Linked DNA regions of Homo sapiens: regions 2 and 3 are each linked to region 1. Evidence: read pairs that join two places in POLR2A ChIA-PET (ENCODE). Cell type or tissue: OCI-LY7. All regions are shown on one strand. Region 1 overlaps TIMD4 (T cell immunoglobulin and mucin domain containing 4). Region 2 has its middle 22 kb from the start of TIMD4. Region 3 has its middle 43 kb from the start of CLINT1.

What was found. Peaks named below come from ENCODE experiments on the same cell type or tissue, not always from the same donor. Only the 100,000 strongest peaks of a DNase experiment are listed, where the experiment ranks them.
Region 2: POLR2A ChIA-PET joins it to region 1 with 5 read pairs; 2 of 35 experiments call an interaction of 5 or more read pairs at or near these places.
Region 3: POLR2A ChIA-PET joins it to region 1 with 5 read pairs; 1 of 35 experiments calls an interaction of 5 or more read pairs at or near these places.

The regions. Positions count from the first base shown.
Region 1 is chr5:156,918,726-156,922,725 of GRCh38, reverse strand. It overlaps TIMD4 (T cell immunoglobulin and mucin domain containing 4), which reads left to right. Exons shown (of 9, transcript NM_138379.3): 7 at 510-627; 8 at 2,223-2,262; 9 at 3,185-3,434. The coding sequence ends at 3,269. Among named protein-coding and RNA genes, the nearest start is that of TIMD4, 42 kb to the left of the region's middle. RefSeq lists enhancers at 1-253, 1,823-1,932. In OCI-LY7, no CTCF peak of the experiment used is centred here; DNase peaks (open chromatin) are centred at 122, 1,794 and 3,595; H3K4me3 peaks cover 2,317 bases; H3K27ac peaks cover 4,000 bases.
Region 2 is chr5:156,982,815-156,986,814 of GRCh38, reverse strand. No RefSeq gene overlaps it. Among named protein-coding and RNA genes, the nearest start is that of TIMD4, 22 kb to the right of the region's middle. In OCI-LY7, no CTCF peak of the experiment used is centred here; no DNase peak of the experiment used is centred here; H3K27ac peaks cover 753 bases.
Region 3 is chr5:157,900,004-157,904,003 of GRCh38, reverse strand. No RefSeq gene overlaps it. Among named protein-coding and RNA genes, the nearest start is that of CLINT1, 43 kb to the right of the region's middle. In OCI-LY7, no CTCF peak of the experiment used is centred here; DNase peaks (open chromatin) are centred at 2,474 and 3,163; H3K4me3 peaks cover 331 bases; H3K27ac peaks cover 1,866 bases.

The sequences.
Region 1 (4,000 bases):
GGGAAAGTATACTGTATATCTCATGAGAGAATGATAGTGAAAATGGCAAAAAATGTCTCATGAAAATCATTTTGATCTCATGGGCCCCCCATCTAGACTTTGAGAACCACTGCTGTAGAAAATGTGAAATTAAGTTTCATTTTCTCTTTCATCCTGTTTTCTCTAGAAGCCTAAGTCAGCCATGAAAAGAGTAGCACAGGGCTAGGGAGAGCTCAAAGGATTTGAGCAGCGGCTAGGAAAGAGATTTGACCATGGAGAACACAGCTCACAACAGTTATTTTTTATCCTCAGACCCCTGAGCCCCACAGCTCCTTATGCCTGATGTCTAACACTTCGGAAAATTTTGGGATATGGGTCACGTGTTTTGGGTTTTCAGAGATTTTTGACAAAAGGTGGTGAAATGTAGTGAAACTGCTGGTGGTTGTAAGGTGCTATTGGGCTGGGATGTCATCTTGTGAGGGTGGCATCTAGCAGTGACTGGGTCCATCTCCTTGCCTGTGTCCCATCAGATGGATGGAATACCCATGTCAATGAAGAATGAAATGCCCATCTCCCAACTACTGATGATCATCGCCCCCTCCTTGGGATTTGTGCTCTTCGCATTGTTTGTGGCGTTTCTCCTGAGAGGTAAGGAGGGAGGGCCAGGTGATGGAGCACTTCAGAACCCTGGCGACTGCAGGAGGATCTGGAGTTGTCTCCACTTCCTTCCCCTTTATCCCTCCCCAAAGAGGCTCAGTTCTGCCATTGTTCCCATCCCAGCCAGGGAAGTAACAGGTAAGTTCATTCTCCCCAAGCTGCTAATGACTCTGTGTATTAACCTCCTGGTAGAGTTTACGTTTTGGAAAAGGAAAAAAAGCAGAAGAGCACCTTCATTTATTGGACATTTCTGTGCCAGTCCTGATGGTATACTCTTGATGTGCCTAATTCATTTTATCCCTATTACTGCCTTAAGAGGAAAGTACTATTTCCTACTTTGTTCACTTTCTCTGTTCTTTGGTTGGGAAAACCCTAGCTTGTCTCTTCTTTTGGCTAGGATTGTTGCAGGACGAAGACCATGAACAATCCTGGTTTTCTTCTTCTTTTTTTTTTTTTTTTTTTTTTTTTTTTTTGAGAGAGTCTCATTCTGTTGTCCAGGCTGGAGTGCAGTGGCGTGATCTCAGCTTACTGCACCTCCGCCTCCTGGGTTCAAGTGATTCTCCTGCCTCAGCCTCCTGAGTAGCTGAGACTACAGGTTCACGCCATCACACGGGACTAATTTTTGTATGTTTAGTAGGAGGGGGTTTCACCATGTGGGCTAGGTTGGACTCAAACTCCTGACCTCAGGTGATCCACCCACTTTAGCCTCCCAAAGCTCTGGGATTACAGGCATGAGCCACCATGCCTGGCGTGATCCTGGTTTTCTTATATGTTCCCTAAAAGCAAGCTTTCTTAACCTGGAGGCCACAGATGGACTTCAAGGGTAATGTGAATCCTTTGAAATCACATGCAAAAGTGTTTATGTGTTCATGCCTGCATTTTTCAGGGGACAAGGTCTGTAGTTTTCATTAAGTTAGCAAGCTGCTCCATGACCTTGCACCTCCATCCCACCCCTGCCCCCCGCCCCCAAAAGTTTTAAAATGCTACAAAAACAGCCATGAAACAGCTTATGGTTTTCAGGCAAATTATAGGCACGTGGCACCTGGTACTGTTGTAAAATGGGGATAAATTGTTCTGTACTCATTAACAAAAGCTGTTTCAGGGCAGTATGTCAGGAGATGAGACTAGTAACCATCTCAGCTGATTTGAATAATAATGAAACTTGTATATTTCAACACCTGCCCCAGGTGCAAAAGCAAATTTAAAATTTACTGGAATCCTGCTGTTAGCCTTCATACAAAGGCATGATTACAGTTTTGGAAAATTCTGAGTATGTCTCGTAAAGAAGTGTTTTGAAACCCAAGTGAGTGCTTGAATTCTGGATAGGCAGATGACTCAGAATGAAATAGCTTAACACCATTGCCCAGAATGTTGGAACAACTTGGTAATTGATGAGCACTAACTGTGGTTAAAATAGCAAGTGTTTGACCTGGGAAAGGGAATGGCTTTTTCTGCCAAAGCCAGCCACTGGTTCTCACCTTTGGCCCATATCTGCTCTTTGCGGGGCAGCACTGGAATTCCCCCAGCATTTTGCATGTTCTATGCACCGCAGCCACTCTGCTCACACTGTGGCCTTGTCTTTTCAGGGAAACTCATGGAAACCTATTGTTCGCAGAAACACACAAGGTAATCTATCTTGCATGAATGGGTGTTGTAATGATTGTACAAGCTGTTACAAATGATTAGCTACTACTCAGTGGTTTAATGACTTGAGCTTGTGTTACGATTACACATAGAGTTGGAAAGATGTGACATTAGAAGTGAAAAAGTTGTGCAGATTTAGCTCACATTAACCTGTGTCTTGGTTAACACTCTGAGCAAAATGCCAGTACCAAGGCAGGTGGGATTAATAGAAGTATAGCACGCAAAAGAAAGAAGGTGATATGGCACTTTACTCTGAAATTTTTTGTTCACCTATGGGTAAGTTAGTTTAAGAGGCCATTGTTAAACTGGAGTTTATTGAGGAGCGTTGGCAATATGGAAAATGAAAAAAGCATGTAGAATATTATTCCTGGGAGTTGGTTCCTCTGCCCAGTTAGACCATGGAAGCAGCTTGTTTTGGGGCCTTTTTAAAAATAGTATTTGAAGATTCTCTAGTAAGGGATTTTAGCTATTTGCCCTATTCTATAGCTTTTGGAAAAGAAATTTTTAAAAAAGGCATAAATTATTAATGAAGTCCTTGCCTAATTAATTGCATTCACTAATTAGTTGCATTAATACCACAATATGTATTAGCAAGAAGGAAAATTGACACCCAGCGAGGTGACCTTTCAAGGTCACACTTAGAGACCTTTTGGTAAATAAACGTATTGAAATCATGATTTTATATTTTGCTAAGAATCTTTTTTATCTCATTATAATGGATTGGCAGAAACTCTTTTTCCCCTGCAGCCTCAGTTTTCCCATCTGTAAAATGTGGAGCTTAGACTAAATGAACTGTGAGCCCTTTGAACTTTAAGGGTAATTGCACTGTAACTTAGCAGCATCTGTTTTGTTTTGTTTTCTAGTCTTGTGTTTCCCATTATGAGCCCCTCTTTTCTGTTTACAGGCTAGACTACATTGGAGATAGTAAAAATGTCCTCAATGACGTGCAGCATGGAAGGGAAGACGAAGACGGCCTTTTTACCCTCTAACAACGCAGTAGCATGTTAGATTGAGGATGGGGGCATGACACTCCAGTGTCAAAATAAGTCTTAGTAGATTTCCTTGTTTCATAAAAAAGACTCACTTATTCCATGGATGTCATTGATCCAGGCTTGCTTTAGTTTCATGAATGAAGGGTACTTTAGAGACCACAACTTCTCTGTCCATGCTCTAATCATCTCTGTAGAATCACCGCTAAGTGATCTTTCACAGTACACTTGAACACTTTCAGTGACAGTGAACTCCTTACCACACGCAAGGGAGTCCATTCAATCTCAGAGCAGTTCTGAGATTAAGAAATATTTATAGCAAAATCTGTCTCCGGATGACATCTGCCCATAGGTCATAGTTGAGCTCCTTATGCCTATCAGAACATCTCCTTTATTAACTGCCGGATCAGTGTTGTGTGAACTAACAGGACAAAAAATCTATAGGCTCCATCAGTCAATAAGACTGATTTTTTTTTTTCTCTCTTAAAGGTAATGTCAAGAGAGTAGAAATCCAAAAGATGGTTACCTTTGGAGAAACATGTGCTTATTCCATTAATGTTGCTATTGCTCTAAGCATGCTGGGAAGTACTGGAGAGCTGTTAACTCTTCAGGTATTAGAAGGAGAATCTCATGTTTCTCCAAATTTCCTTGCTTCTGGGATACAATTTCTGGTTCTTTTGTTACCCTAATTGCCTTCATCTCGTATGGATTCGTATCTCTCCTTTTATGCC
Region 2 (4,000 bases), 64 kb before region 1:
TTAAAGTCTGTTTTTTCAGAGAGTAGGATTGCAACCCCTGCTTTTTTTTGCTTTCCATTGCTTGGTAGATCTTCCTCCATCCCTTTATTTTGAGCCTATGTGTGTCTCTGCATGTGAGATGGGTCTCCTGAATACAGCACACTGATGGGTCTTGATTCTTTGTCCAATTTGCCAGTCTGTGTCTTTTAACTGGGGCATTTAGCCCATTTACATTTGAGGTTAATATTGCTATGTGTGAATTTGATGCTGTCATTATGATGCTAGCTGGTTATTTTGCCCAATAGATGATGCAGTTTCTTCATGGTGTCGATGGTCTTTACAATTTGGTATGTTTTTGCAGTGGTTGTTCCTTTCCATGTTTAGTGCTTCCTTCAGGAGCTCTTGTAAGGCAGGCCTGGTGGTGACAAAATCTCTCAGCATTTACTTGTGTGTAAAGGATTTTATTTCTCCTTCACTTATAAAGCTTAGTTTGGCTGGATATGAAATTCTGGGTTGAACATTATTTTCTTTAAGAATATTGAATATTGGCCCACTCTTCTGGCTTGTAGGGTTCCTGCAAAGAGATCTGCTGTTAGTCTGATGGGCTTCCCTTTGTGCGTAACCCGACCTTTCTCTCTGGCTGCCCTTAACATTTTTTCCTTCATTTCAACCTTGGTGAATCTGACAATTATGTGTCTTGGGGTTGCTCTTCTCAAGGAGTATCTTTGTGGTGTTTTCTGTATTTCCTGAATTTGAATGTTGGCCTGCCTTGCTCTGTTGGGGAAGTTCTCCTGGATAATATCCTGAAGAGTGTTTTCCAACTTGGTTCCATTCTCCCCATCACTTTCAGGTATACCAATCAAATGTAGGTTTGGTCTTTTCACACAGTCCAATATTTCTTGGAGGCTTTGTTTGGTCCTTTTCATTCTTTTTTCTCTAATCTTGTCTTCATGCTTTACTTCATTAAGTTGATTTAAAATCTCTGATATCCTTTCTTCCACTTGATCAATTCTGCTATTGATATTTGTGTATGCTTCACAAAGCATACACAAGTTCTCGTGCTGTGTTTTTCAGCTCCATCAGGTTATTTATGTTCTTCTCTAAAATGATTATTCTAGTTAGCAATTTGTCTAACCTTTTCTCAGGTTCTTAGCTTCCTTGCATTGGGTTAGAACCTGCTCTTTTAGCTCAGAGGAGTTTGTTATTACCTATCTTCTGAAACCTCCTCTGTCAATTCATCAAATTCATTCACCGTCCAGTTTTGTTCCCTTGCTGGAGAGGAGTTGTGATCCTTTGGAGAAGAGCCATTCTGGTTTTGGGAATTTTCAGCCTTTTTGCTCTGGTTTTTCTTCATCTTCACGGATTTATCTACCTTTGCTCTTTAATGTTGGTGACCTTTGGTTGGGGTTTCTGTGTGGATGTCCTTTTTGTTGATGTTGATCCTATTCCTTTCTGTTTGTTTGTTTTCCTTTTGACAGTCAGGCCTCTCTGCTGCAGGTCTGCTGGAGTTTGCTGGAGGTCCACTCCAGACCCTGTTTGCCTGGGTATCACCAGCAGAGGCTGCAGAACAGCAAAGATTGCTGCTTGTTCCTTCCTCTGGAAGCTTCATCCCATAGGGGCACCCGCCAGATGCCAGCTGGAGGTCTCCTGTATGAGATTTCTCTTGACCCCTGCTGGAAGGTGTCTCCCAGTGAGGAGGCACGGGAGTCAGGGACCCACTTGAGGAGGCAGTGTGTCTCTTAGGAGAGCTCAAGTGTTGTTCTGGGAGATCCCCTGCTCTCTTCAGAGCCGGCAGGTAGGAATGTTTAAGTCTGCTGAAGCTGCGCCCACAGCTGCCCCTTCCCCCAGGTGCTCTGTCCCAGGGAGATGGGAGTTTTATCTATAAGCCCTGACTGGGGCTGCTGCCTTTCTTTCAGAGATGCCCTACCCAGAGAGGAGGAATCCAGAGAGGCAGTCTGGCTACAGTGGTTTTGCAGTGCTGTGGTGGGTTCCATCCAGTTCAAACTTCCCTGCAGCTTTGTTTACACTGTGAGGTGAAAACCACCTACTCAAGCCTCAGTAATGGTGGACTCCCCTCCTGCCACCAAGCTGGAGTGGAGCATCCCAGATCAACTTCAGACTGCTGTGCTGGCAGCAAGAATTTCAAGCCAGTGGATCTCAGCTTGCTGGGCTCCATGGGGGTGGGATCCGCTGAGTTAGACCACTTGGCTCCCTGGCTTCAGCCCCCTTCCCAGGGGGTTGTGAACAGTTCTATCTCACTGGTGTTCCAGGTGCCACTAGGGTATGAAAAAAAACTCCTGTAGCTAGCTTGGTGTTCGTCCAAATGGCCGCCCAGTTTTGTGCTTTAAATAAAGGTCCTGATGGCATAGGCACCCAAGGGAATCTCCTAGTCTGCTGGTTGTGAAGACCATGGGAAAAGCTTAGTATCTGGACCGGAATGCACCGTTCCTCATGGCACAGTCCCTCAAGGCTTTCCTTGGCTAGGGGAGGGAGTTCCCCAACCCCTTGCACTTCCTGGGTGAGGCGACACCCCACCCTGCTTGGCTCGCCCACCGTGAGCTGCACCCGCTGTCTAACCAGTCCCTATGAGATGAGCTGGCTACCTCAGCTGGAAATGCAGAAATCACCCACCTTTTGCGGTGAACTCGCTGGGGGCTGCAGACCGGAGCTCTTCCTATTTGGCCATGTTGCCAGCCACTTCTTTGTTTTGTTTTCAAAGAAAAGCACTAAAGAAAAATTCTTTATATTTCTATAGAGCTTTACATTTTATATTTCCACATACTTTGATAGTGTTTTTTTCTTAAGTTTTGTTGCATGCTTCGTAAAAACAGCTATATTGGGGTATGATTTACATACAGTAGAACTCACCCATTTCGGGTATACCTCAGATTGGCAAATATATACAATTGTATAACTACCAACACACTCAAGATACAGGGCCAGGTGCAGTGGCTCACACCTGTAATCCCAGCACTTTGGGTGGCTGAGGCATGTGGATCACCTGAGCTCAGGAGTTTGAGACTAGCCTGACTAACATGACACAACTCTGTCTCTACCAAAAATGCAAAAAATTAGTCTGGTATGGTGGTGTGCACCTGTAATCACAGCTACTTGGGAGGCTGAGGTGGGAGGATCACTTGAACCTGGGAAGTGGAGGTTGCGGTGAGCCATATTCATGCCACTGCACTCGATCCTGGGTGACAGAATGACAGCCTGTCTCAAAAATAAAATTGTTATACAAAATTAGAAGATGTATATATATAAAAGAAAAAGGATAAAAAAATCACCTGTTTCCTTTGCCCAGAAGAGACACATTGTTAAACAATTTTAAAAATATAACCTTTCAGGCTTTTGTCTGTGTATGTATGTGCTCCTTCTTACAAGAGTGGGTTAAGGTTGTTGATCTTTTGTATTTTAATTGTCACACTCAAGATGAAGATCATTTTCCTCACTTCTATCCTGGGGATCTTTTCACATCAATAAATATGCACCTACAACATTCTTTATTACTTTTTTTAACTTTTATTTTAAGGTTAGGAGTACATGTGCAGGTTTACTGCATAGGTAAACTTGTGTTATGAGGGTTTGTTATACAGATTATTTTGTCACCCAAGTATTAAGCCTAGTACCCATTAGTTATTTTTCCTGATCCCCTCCCTCTTCCCACCCTCCACCCTCTGATAAGCCCCAGTGTTTATTTTCTCCTTTACGTGTCCACGAGGCATTCTCATCATTTAGCTTCGACCTACAAGTGAGAACATGAGTTATTTGGGTTTCTGTTCCTGCGTTAGTTTGCTAAGGATGATAGCCTCCAGCTCCATCTGTGCTCCTGCCAAGGACATGATCTCATTCTTTTTTTTAATAGCTGCATAGTATTCCATGGTTTGTATGTACCACATTTTTGTTTTTCTTTTCTTTTTCTTTCTTTTCTTTTCTTTTTTTTTTTTTTTTTTTGAGACAGAGTCTTGCTCTGTCACCCAGGCTGGAGTGCAGTGGCACAATCTTGGCTCACTGCAACCTC
Region 3 (4,000 bases), 980 kb before region 1:
AGAACAGCCTGGACAACGTAGGGAGACCTCACTTCTAAAAAAAAAAATTTTTTTTAATTAGCTGGGGATGCTGGCATGCACCTGTAGTCCCAGCTACTTGGGAGGCTGAGGCGGGAGGATTGCTTGAGCCTGGAAGGTCAAGACATCAGTGAGCTGTGATTGTGCCCTGCACTCTAGCCTGGGCAACAGAACAAGACCTCATCTAGAAAAATAAAATAAAATAAATAAAAGCCCACACAAGTAATGAAAAGTAATTCTTTCCAGATAGAACATGCAGGGTATAAACTTTCTCACTTGAATACTCTGTGACAACGAAACCAAATTATACCTCACTGCCCAACAGCAGTGCTATCTTATAATTACACAGGTCATTTAAAAATGCTTTGACAATTTTATTAGCTTCATATTAAGGAAACCACTGGCACTATATTCTCAGAGATTCAGAGATGTAGCAACGGAAGAACTGACTGGCAATAAAATGTCAAAATATTTATGAAGAAAAGCAAAAGCTCTTCTTGAATGTAGATTCATCTCATGGGCTAGACAGTAACTAGAACATCGCAAATGTCCTGTGAGTGAATGGCTATCCAGGCCCAGATAAAAGATAAACAGGTAAGTGACTATTCAGGCACAGATAAACAGAAAAAAATGTGAGGGAAACCAGGGAAAGGGAGAAAAGGGCTCTTTCTAACTTTGCTGAAAAAGGCTATTCATTCCATTGTGGCAAATAACTTGAATATGATTCACATATTAACTGTAGACAGAAGAAATAGCAGAGCAATTTATTTATACACTACCACATTCCTGAAGCAGCCTTCCAGGTGCCTCAGCATGTTTGGATCTGGCCTGTGTGTCTCCTAAATACATCTCCTGGAGAACTTAGTCGAAACCAAAATGTTTACACCAATTGGAGGGGCCCATGATGTCCGCAGCAAACTAAAAATAATAGGATCTCTGTGTCCATACCCATTACACTGGGAAGCAGAGGTGTGACTCTGATACTCCAGACCCAACCAGAGTGTCAGTGCCGGGAAAAATGTTTGAGGGAGGAGATGGGTTGGTGGTGCCAAAAATTTCAAGCAACGCCCTCTTTCTCTGTGTGCTGTGTATATGGGGAATCTGGAAAATGACCCACCTAACAGCTCCCAAAGCCAAAAGACACTACAGTACGTAAATGGGGTCTTATATTCTGCGTCGATGTTATACATGAAATTGGAGAAGAAAAAAATAATTGTTAAAATAGATGTATACTCCTGGGAGCAAGCAGGTCCTTTTAATGTCAGGATCTAAGGAGAACACTTGCTATAATTATCTCATTCCCTTTCTTGCCAAAAGAAGATTTCGTATTGCAGAGACAGGTTCTTCTGGCATAACTAATCCTTCCGGATTCTGTAACTAAACTGAAAAGCATTTAAGTTGACTTAAATGCTTGAGAAGCCTAAGGTGCTGAAGTTGAAAGGACTTTATGGCTTAAAAAATCTCATTCTAGTATTTCTCAGTCGAGGAGATTAAGGCCCAAAGAGATGAAGTGATTTTCCAGAATCTCAGAACAATTTAGTGGCAAAGCCAGGACAGGGGCCACAGTCTCGGATTCTCACTCCTGCGCCATAAGACCACCCCTCCAGCCATCCCTGTCTCGTGAACGGCACTGCCTAGACCTGCTGTCCCATGTCTGTGGCCTCATCTGCAGTAAAATTGTCTCCTTCAGACATTAGCCAACAAATATTATTTTACTCAAATGCTGTTTAATTCTTTAATTTAATTTATTTAGTTTTCGTAAAGACGAGGTCTCACTCTATTGCCCAGGTATTGCTGGTATTGCAGGTATATTGCTGGTCTCCAATTCCTGGGCTCAAGGCATGCTCCTGCTCAGCCTCCGAAAGTGCTGAGATTACAGGCTTGAGCTACCATGCCCAGCTTTAATTGCTTTCCATTCCTTTACTCAACATGTATTTTACTGGGCACTCTCTACCTGTCAATGTTCTAAACACAGGTAAGAAAGTAATTAGCAAGATAGGTGCTTGCCTTCAGGGAGGAGAGGGTGGAGGTTAGGGGGAGAACAGCCATGAAGCAAGACACACACATACAAGATAATGTAAAGCAGTGCTGGATGCTATGAAGACAATATAACGGCATGATGTAGCCAGGGGTGTGTGGGTTTAAGAAGGCCACTTTAAGGAGGGCAGTCAAGAAAGGATTCTCCGGGCAGGTGACATTTGAGGTAAAACTTGAAATATGAGTAGGAGTTTGATAATCAATGATCTATGTGAAAATTATTTCAAGCAGGGAAGAAAATAAGTGCAAAATCCTTGAGGCAGCAGTTCCGGTTCCAGGTAAGACCATGTAAGCACATTCCATCCTGTCTCTCCCCGTGAATGTAGCTATAAAACCTAGGCAGAAGTCATGGAGCTTTCTTAATTTAAGCACTAGAAGGCAGACTGGAGAAGACCACAATCTGAAATACCACTGAACCAGCTGTGAATTTCCCTTTTTGTTGTTGTTCTGATTTCAAGACATCCTGATGCCCAAAGTTGGGCACTGGACACAGAGAAGGCGTGAGGCAGGAGAATCCCTCCAGTTTCTGCTTCAGGAGAGAGAAAGGGAATGCCTAATGCTAAGCAGAACTAACATTTTTCTTTTCACGGCTGGGCACAGTGGCTGACATCTGTAATCCCAGCACTTTCAAGGCCAAGGTGGGTGGATTATGAGGGCAGGAGTTCAAGAGCAGCCTGGCTAACATGGTGAAACCCTGTCTCTACTAAAAATACAAAAATTAGCCGGGCGAGGTGGCACACAATTGTAATCCCAGCTACTCGGGAGGCTGAGGCAGGAGGATCACTTGAGCCCAGGAGGCACAGGTTGCAGTGAGCTGAGATCATTCCACTGCACTCCAGCCTGGACGATGCAGCGAGACTCTGACTTAAAAAAAAAAAAAAAGGGATTTGTCTTTTCTTTTCTCTGTTCTCTCATATGCCAGCCCAAGGCAATCCAATGGTCACAACAGTTGCAATGATAGCCACGGTAACAGCAGTGGAGGTGCCCGGGGGCTAACCTTCTGAGGGGGTGAACCATCCTCTCCAATCACAGGGGCTATAGTCCCAACAACGTGGGGAGAACACCTGCTGTTTTTGTTTCTCTTGCTGTGCTCCCACCACCTGGCCTGTGAGGACAAAAGCACAGTTGCAGGAAGTGCACAGCTTAGTGTTGTTCTAAAGGCCTAAGGACTGAACAGGATGGCAGCAGGGACCTGAGAGGCCTGGAGACCACAGAAGGGAGCAGCCAGGAAAGGCGTCCAACACAGTTGTTAATGATGGACCCCAGTTTGCTAATCATTCACAAAGAAAGAGCTAAATATAGAGAAAAGACCAACTCTACAGCAAAATAGATGAGAGACATGAACACAGGTCATAAAAAAGACAAACGTGAATGACTTTTAAACACATGAAAAAATCAATCTTGCTCATAAGGAGAGAAATGTGGTGTAAAGCCATGATAAGATACCATTTCTCATCTATTGGATGGGCAAAAAAATCCAAAAGATTGACAATGTGTTCTGTGATGGTATTCTGAAAGAGATCTTTTCATTTGTCGATGGCAGGAAGGCAAAAGGGTACAATTCTTATAGAAGAGATTGGGAAGATTTATAAAAGTTTCCTTTGCAGCTGGGCACGGTGGTTCACACCTGTAACCCAGCATTTTGGGAGGGCAAGGTGGGCAGATCAATTGTGACCAGGAGTTTGAGACCAGCTTGGCCAACATGATGAAACCCCATCTCTATTAAAAATACAAAAATTAGCTGGACACGGTAAAACCCCATCTCTACTAAAAATAAAATAATTAGCTGGGCATGGTGGCACATGCCTGTAGTCCCAGCTACTCAGGAGGCTGAGGCACAAGAATCTCTTGAACCTGGGAGAAACTCCAGCCTGGAGGACAGAGTAAGACTCTGTCTCAAAAAAAAAAAAAAAAAAAAAGTTTTTTCCTTTGCATTTTCTTTTTG